Linked DNA regions of Homo sapiens: region 1 is linked to region 2. Evidence: chromatin loops called from intact Hi-C (ENCODE). Cell type or tissue: mammary epithelial cell. All regions are shown on one strand.

Region 1 (4,000 bases), 100 kb after region 2:
ACTGCACCTGGCCTGGGATTTTATTCCAGCTGCAGTTGGAAGCCTTTGGGGATTTTCAGTGGGGTTCCCGGTGGGTGGGTTTACTCTGTGAACAGCTGTCTGTGGTTGCCATGGGGGAAAAAGGGCTGAAGGGGCCAGAGATTCCTTGGGATAGCAATGAGGCTGCTCACTGTGACTGAAGACCTCCCAGGCATGGCTGTGGGCTCTATGTGGCCTTCTGTCTTTCCCCCAGATTTCTTTGATATTAGTGACCACAAATGTGTCCGGGCCTTCACCTTTGTTGATCTGGACAGCTGTGCTCTGGTCATGGACTACTGGTGAGTCTCCACTGGGTGTTCCTCACATGAACCAGGAGGCCCAGGCCTCCTGCAGCAGCCGCATCACTGACTAGGGTTGGGGCCCCCAGAAAGCCTCCTTGGAAAGATCTGGAAATATCTCCCCACTGGCTCCAAGGCCCCTGTGTCTTCCTCCCCACCAGGCTGCTTCTCTCTCAGGGTCACCTCTCATGGTCACTCAGAGCTTGGAGTCATTGTCACTCCCCCACCCAAGACAGCCACCAAATCCCAGCAGAGGCTTGTCTGGCTGTGGCTGAGGACTCTGGGGACATCACAGTCTATTGCGAGGGGTGACTTAACAAAGGGCAGCTGGAGGACTAGGGATTCATTTATTTTGATTGAGAAAAAAGTTGAATTCTGGTTCAGTGATGGGCTGGACCTGGTCTCCTGGGCCCGTGTTTGTTGGCTCCTCAGGTGTCTGGGCAAGGCCGGAAAGTGTTGTTGGAACTGCCCTTGCTTCCAAGGAGGAGGGAAGCTGTTGGGGGGCCAGGGAGGGAGTGGAGGCTCCACAGCCTCTTTTTTTTTTTTTTTTCTTTTTTTTATGACTCAGAGTCTCACTCTGTGTCCCAGGCTGGAGTGCAGTGGTGCCATCTTAGCTCACTGCAGCCTCCACCTGCCGGGTTCAAGTGATTCTCCTGCCTCAGCCTCCTGAGTAGCTGGGATTACTGGTGCCCGCCACCACGCTTGGCTAATTTTTGTATTTTTAGTAGAGATGAGGTTTCACCACGTTGGCCAGGCTGGTCTCGAACTCCTGACCTCAGGTGATTAACCTACCTTGGCCTCCCAGAGTGCTGGTCTTACAGGTGTGAGCCACCGCGCCCAGCCCACACAACCTCTTCCGTCTCCATCTTTCTGCAGGTCTGACTATCACAGAGGTGTGTTCTGCTATGGAGACGCCAAAGGCAACGTCATTGTCTTCACCTCCGAAAACATGACCAGTGGGCTGTTCAACCCCCGTATCCTCCCCAGGGCCTCCAAGTGGGGTAGCTAAGATGCTGGGGAAGGGGGCAGAGGCCTGGGCATGGCCTAGATGTGGGTGCTGAGGTCATCCTGGTCCCCGAGCCCCCCACTCCCTGCCTCTGCTCTGGAGTCTCTGGGAAGGCGTCTGCTTCCAAGCGCAGGGTGCATGCCGCTCAGCTCAGCACAGAGGGAGAGGCGATGGGGGGCAGCAGAAGACCACGAGGGCTGGGGAGAGGGGTGGCCTCTCTGAGGATGGGAGGCTGTGCGGGTGCGGTCTGGGGGTGCAGGACACTTCTCACCCCAGCATGATGCCAGTGGTGGGACCCTGGGGAAGTCCTTCATCCACTCTGATCCTGGGTGAGAGCACTGATGCTAACTAACTTCCTCGGATGGTGGCGAGGAGGCATGTGCTCTCCTTGGCTCTAGTGCTGCCTTTGGGTGGGCAGGGGCTGTCCTGGATGTGGGCTCTGTGGAGCCTGGGCATGGCCTGGCTGGCATGGGTGAGTGGGCACAGCTGAGTCTGGAGCACCCCTTGCTGAGCGCTTTGCATGCATCACCTCCCATAATCCGCCCCTACTGTCAGGAGGGAGGAGCCGCTGCTGCAGCCCATAATAAGAGGCAGAAAGGGTAAGGTCACCTGTACACGCCCCTGCCTGGTGAGTGGGGGCTAAGATCTGAAGTCCGGCTGCCTGCCCTGGAGTCTGTGCTTTTAGCCTTTTGCTGGGCTGCATCCCACACTGATTAATAGCAGGAGGAAGTCATTGGAGCTGTTCTGCCCAGGTCGCTAGATCCCCAGAGGATACGGCTCAGGGCCGCCTAGGGAACTCATCTGAACTGGAGCCTGTCTAGAATCCAGCCTTGCATGCACAGTGCTGGCTCTCCAGGTTGCCTCACATCCACCAGGAGGCCCAGGCCACCAGGGGCCCCATGCAGGGCCACCAACCCCCTCTTCCAGCCAGAGTTACTAAGCAGGACACTCCAGGGGTTCCCAGGCCTTGGTAACAGGCCCCTGGCAGGCTTGTTGGGGCAGCGTCCCCTGCTGGCAGAGCAGGGACAGATCCTGTCCTGGACACAGCAGTGGGCTGGCACCCTGCTTGCCTCATTGGCCTCGGGTGCCTGCCCTGCCCTGAGCTGCCCACTTAGCTGCTTGAGCCTAGTCACTCTGCGCCACCGTGGGAACTGGCACGGGAGGTTGTGGTGGTCTTTGAGCCACATGGTGAATGGGATATTGAGAGAGGCAGATGATACTGTTTGGGCAGGAGTCCTTCCATGCCAACAAGTGATTGAAGGCTAGGGACAAACATGACGATGAGGTGGGCCCAGTGTATGGACTTGGGAGGAGATGGACAGACCCAGGTATGTACCCCAGCTCTGTGTGACCTGGAGCCAGTTGCTTAACCTTTCTGTGCCTCAGTTCCCTTATTCAAATAGGGATGGCCCTACTTCCCTGATAGCTTTGGTATAAGAAACGTGGAACGTTAGGCACCTAGTAAGTGCACAGTGACTATGCTATGACTTCTTCCCTGCCCTCCCTCACAGCCTAGTAGGAGAGACAGGCAGGTAAACTGATGATTAAACCACAGCGCATCATAAAGCTGACTTCTGCCTGTGCCTGTGCACAACCAGCCCCACTCTGGCAGTCTTGGGCAACTTTCCACCCCTCCCTGGGACTTACTTTGCAAGCTTCCTCCTGCCCTTGCAAGATGGGGCTGGTGACTTTGCAGCAGTACAATGTTTGGCATGAGCCGCCAGATCCATCCTTGCTGTCTCTTCCCTCCTCCATCCCTGGGAGGGAACCTGAGCCTAGACTGCCCCAGCATTTGTGACCGCCTCCTTAAACTGCTCTGACGGAGGACCCATGTTTGTCCCTGACGGTGCTGGCTCTACTCGTCTGTGTCAGACTGGCTTTGCTTTCCCTGAAGATCCATCAACTGCTGGCCTTGAATGGTTTCAGCAGCCGGGAGATGCTAAGCCCCATGAGGGCTGCACCTGGCTTGCCTGAATTCCTCCAGACAGGCTTGTTTTATTTTATTTAAGATTTTTTTTTTTTTTTTTTTTTTACATTTTGAGACAAGGTCATACTCTGTTGCCCAGGCTGGAGTGTAGTGGTATGATCATGGCTCACTACAGCTTTAATCTCTTGGGCTCAAGTGATCCTCCCACCTTAGCCTCCCAAGTAGCTGGGACCACAGGCACGCCACCACCACTTCTGGCTAATTTTTTATTTTTTTGATTTTTTTTTGTAGAGATGGGTTCTCACTGTGTTGTCCAGACTGGTATCTTTTTTCTTTCTTTCTTTCTTTTTTTTTTTTTTAAGGCAGAGTCTTGCTCTATTGCCCAGGCTGGAGTGCAATGGTGCGATCTTGGCTCACTGCCACCTCTGCCTTTCGGGTTCAAGTGATTCTCCCGCCTCAGGCTCCTGAGTAGCTGTGATTACAGGCACACACCACCATGCCCGGCTAATTTTTGTATTTTTGTAAAGACAGGGTTTCACTATGCTGGCCAGGCTGGTCTTGAACTCCTGACCCCAGGTCATCTGCCCGTCTCGCCCTCCCAAAGTGCTGGGATTACAGGCGTGAGCCACCGTGCCTGGCCCAGGCTGGTCTCTTAACTCCTGGCCTCAAGTGACCTTCCCACCTGAGCCTCCTAAAGTGCTGGGATTACAGGTGTGAGCCACTGCGCCTGGCCCAGACATGCTTATTTTA
Region 2 (4,000 bases):
GGCCCCTCCTTCCTCTGTCACATACCACAGCCCAGGACAGCTGTCTGGCTATGAAAGGGCCCAGTGTGAAGGGGAATGTAGGCCCTGGCTGGGGGAATCCCTGGGTGTGGCCTGGCGAGCACCTCCTCCCCACCCCCCCATTCATCACAGACTCTGCCTTTGCAGAAAGCTAGGGTGCGAGCTGGCAAGACCTTCCCCAGCAGCCCTGGAGACTCATTGGAGGACCAGCTGAAGCCCATGTTGGAGTGGGCCCACGGGGGCTTCAAGCCCACTGGGATCGAGGGCCTCAAACCCAACAACACGCAACCAGGTGGGAATGAGTCCCCATGGCAGCACCCGCTGCCTCTGCTGGTGGGACCACTTCTTGGGAGAGTCAGCCACCCCTGCTGCCCCACACCCCACCCAGCTTTCTAGCAGCTGGTCTCAACTCTGAATGTTGGAAAAATAGGAGCAGGCATACGAAGGCTGTGCCAGCTCTATCTGGCTTCCCCGGCCACTTTCTTGCTGATGGTCACGTGCATATAATTTGTATTGAATCTGACATCTGTCTTGAAGTCAGGATGCAGTGTTGACTAGCACCTTTTTTATTAAAGGAAAAAATAGTTAAGCTATGCTCATTTGAGAAAATTGGAAAGTGTTAAAGAAGAATATGCCACCTGCTAACATTTTGACCAGTACCATATTTCTCCCATTATAAGATAACTCTGGTTTCTAGAAATCCAGGACTTGTCTTACAATCCATAGATTTAAAGGCCAGGCCTAGTGGCTCATGCCTGTAATCGCAGCACTCTGGGAGGCTGAGGCGAGTGGATCACTTGAGGCGATCACCTGGACAACATGGTGAAAAATAGAAAAATTAGCCTGGTGTGCTTGGCATGTGCCTGTGGTCCCAGCTACCCGGGAGGCTGAGGTGGGAGAATTGGCTTGAGCCCAGGAGGCAGAGGTTGCAGTGCGCCGAGATCGCACCACTGCATTCAAGCCTGGGTGACAGAGCAAGACCTTGTCTCAAAAAAGAAAACAGTCCATACATTTAATGTAATGTTTTTTCTGTTTTGTTTTGTTTTCCCCTCAAAAGTGGTTAATAAGTCGAAGGTGCGTCGTGCAGGCAGTAGGAAATTAGAATCAAGGAAATACGGTATTTCCTTCCTGTCTTTTGACTGTGCCCTGTTTTCTATGCACTTTCTTCTGATTTCTTTGCATATAAAATGGTCACTGGAAAAGAATCAAATTTCTTGAAAAGTCAATCTGAACTCCCTCCCCACTCTCCCCTCACATCCCACCCTCACAAATACCCTCCAGGTTAACGTTGGGTTGCACATCCTTCCAGATTTTTCTGAACACTAGTTGGATTCCTGCTTTCCCCTTTATTAATATTAATACTGTAAGCACTGTCTGATGTCATTTTGTCACTAAAGGGTCCTTAAGATTTTTAATGGCTGTACAATTTTCTTTCCTAGGGTCAGAGTCAAATTTAACCATGTCCATTAAGATTTTCTGTGTAGATGGAATAGAAATACAAATGGGTTTTACAAAATCCCATTTATAGAATGGGAGCCATATTATGTAAAATTAAAAAGTGCTGGGCTCAGTGGCTCACGCTTATAATCCCAGCATTTTGGGATGCAAATAACCATCTCTTGGATTTCCCAGCATTTTGGGACGCTGAGGTGGGCAGATTGCTTGAGCTCAGGAGTTCCAAGACCAGCCTGGGCAACAGGATGTAACCCTGTTTCTAAGAGAAATACAAAATTAGCTGGGTGAGGTGGTGTGTGCCTGTGGAGGCTGAGGTGGGAGGATCACCTGAGCCCAGGAAGTCAGGCTGCAGTTTGCTAAGATCATGCCACTGCACTCCAGCCTGGGTGACACACTGAGAACCTGTCTCAAAAAAAAAAAAAAAAAAAAAAACCAAAACAGAAACAAAAAAGAAAGAAAAAAACGAGGCCAGGTGCAGTGGCTCATGCCTGTAATCCCAGCACTTTGGGAGGCTGAGGCAGGCAGATCCCTTGTGGTCGGGAGTTCACCAGCCTGGCCAGCATGATGAAACCCCGTCTCTACTAAAATACAAAAATTAGCCAGGTGTGGTGCTGCATGCCTGTAACAGGCTGAGGCAGGAGAATTTCTTGAATCCAGGAGGCGGAGGTTGCAGTGAGCCAAGATCCACGTCATTGCCCTCCAGCCTGGGCAACAAGAAAGGAACAGGTGAAATTAATACAAATCATGATTTTTTTAGCGCTAAATTTCCAAGATGTTAGCATTTTAATATCCAGCTATTATAAAAACTGAGATAGTCTACATTTATAGTGCTGGTTTCAAAATTTCACTTATTTTATATATTTTACATATTACATATTTTACAGATCTCAATTTTGATGCTAAATTTGCAATGAAAATACTTGATCTGTATTAACTATATACAGATTCTTGACTAAATACAGATGTAGATGGTTAAACACAAATTAACTAAATTCATAAAACGTGCATTTGAGAAAGCAGACTCATATGTCTAGGCTAGTCTTAATGAGCCAGTTAGTTGACTTACTTGTCAGTGTTTTAATTAACCTTAAATGCAGAATTCATTTCCTCAACAGTTTCAAGTTCTCAGTAGCCACCCCCTATGCCTACTGCCCAGCATGTCAGATATCACAGACATGGGTATGCCAGGCTTTTAGCTTTGAATCGAGCTTTGCTCTCTGAGCTGAGTCATTTTTACATCCTAGTTGTAGCCATTTAAAACCTTGTAAACATGTGTTAAGGATCCTGGGTGCAAGGGGTTTTGAATGAGCTCCTGTTGTGAGTTGCCCATCAAGGGGCCATATACATTCAGTGTGGACCCCCTGTCATGCCCCAATTGCAGCTGGTACCCAGGCATAGCATGGTCTTGTCCTGGGCCCGCATTCTCTCTGGACCCTCCTACCAAGCCACGGCTGCAGTCTAATTACCTTTCACAGAGAACAAGACTCGAAGACGCACAGCTGACGACTCAGCCACCTCTGACTACTGCCCCGCACCCAAGCGCCTCAAGACAAATTGCTATAACAACGGCAAAGACCGAGGGGATGAAGATCAGAGCCGAGGTGATTGTTGGGTACCTGGGATCATGGGACAGATGGGAGGAGGACGCTGCAGATCAGGAATTGATCTGTACCCGGCTCCCTGACCTCATCTCATGCCTTCTTCTTTTCTCAATAGAACAAATGGCTTCAGATGTTGCCAACAACAAGAGCAGCCTGGAAGGTAACGTTCTCTCCCTCCCAGTCATCCCCCTCACACCCTGGCTAGGGCTCTAGGCCTGCCTTGTCCTGGCTCATCCACCCTGTCAGGGTTTAACCCAGAGCTCTGTTCCTTAACCTCAGGCCAAGGCCTATTTCTGGACCCTGCATCTTAGTTGCTAGTTTATGGAATGAGTTGCCAATTGTGCCCCTTAAGAGAAAGGTACAGGAAGGGTATGGTGAGGAACAAGGGAAGCTGGGCCATTTTGGCCGGGAGAGCCATAACCTAAAACCAAGATTACTGGTATCATGAACCTTCCCAAAGAAGAACTGCAACTAACAAGCTTTTAGTCACTTGCCTACTGTCAGGCTAAATACTCTGCTTGCCCTGGCTGGGGATTGCCACTGGATTGGATACTCTGATCAGAATATACCTCATGGAATACAGAATGTGTGAGGATGAAGTCTCCCTTGCTTCCTTAACCCCTAGTTACTCAATGTTGAATAGGAAAACACCACATCCCTGACCCAGAGAACCCGGGGAAGAGCTTCGGTTTAGAAATCCTATTCCCCAAGACTCACTCCCCCATCTGGCTAGGTAGGGATGCTTGTTTGTGGGTTTTATAAAGGTCCTATCTACCCAGCCAGGGATGCAACTCCATGCTGACCTGGTGATATGAAGGGAAGGCAGGGTTGCCTACTGGTTAAAGGACCTGGATTCTGAAATTACAGCCATTTGCTGTTTACAGGGTGTGGGCATGGGCAAGTCCTATCATGAGACAACAAGCCAA

What was found. Hi-C counts contacts between places; a loop is a spot of excess contacts. Peaks named below come from ENCODE experiments on the same cell type or tissue, not always from the same donor. Only the 100,000 strongest peaks of a DNase experiment are listed, where the experiment ranks them.
Region 1: it touches region 2 in a loop (12-fold over the local background); 36 of 110 quality-filtered maps call a loop at or near these places.

What each region holds. Positions count from the first base shown.
Region 1 is chr20:32,891,981-32,895,980 of GRCh38, forward strand. It overlaps EFCAB8 (EF-hand calcium binding domain 8), which reads left to right. Exons shown (of 27, transcript NM_001143967.2): 8 at 233-317; 9 at 1,194-1,318. Among named protein-coding and RNA genes, the nearest start is that of EFCAB8, 35 kb to the left of the region's middle. RefSeq lists enhancers at 1-616, 1,154-1,666, 1,667-2,178, 2,179-2,690, 2,691-3,202. In mammary epithelial cell, a CTCF peak has its summit at 2,344 (motif pointing left); a DNase peak (open chromatin) is centred at 2,941.
Region 2 is chr20:32,792,461-32,796,460 of GRCh38, forward strand. It overlaps DNMT3B (DNA methyltransferase 3 beta), which reads left to right. Exons shown (of 23, transcript NM_006892.4): 9 at 166-310; 10 at 1,076-1,135; 11 at 2,949-3,074; 12 at 3,190-3,234. Among named protein-coding and RNA genes, the nearest start is that of MAPRE1, 25 kb to the right of the region's middle. In mammary epithelial cell, a CTCF peak has its summit at 2,103; DNase peaks (open chromatin) are centred at 41 and 2,051; H3K27ac peaks cover 1,190 bases.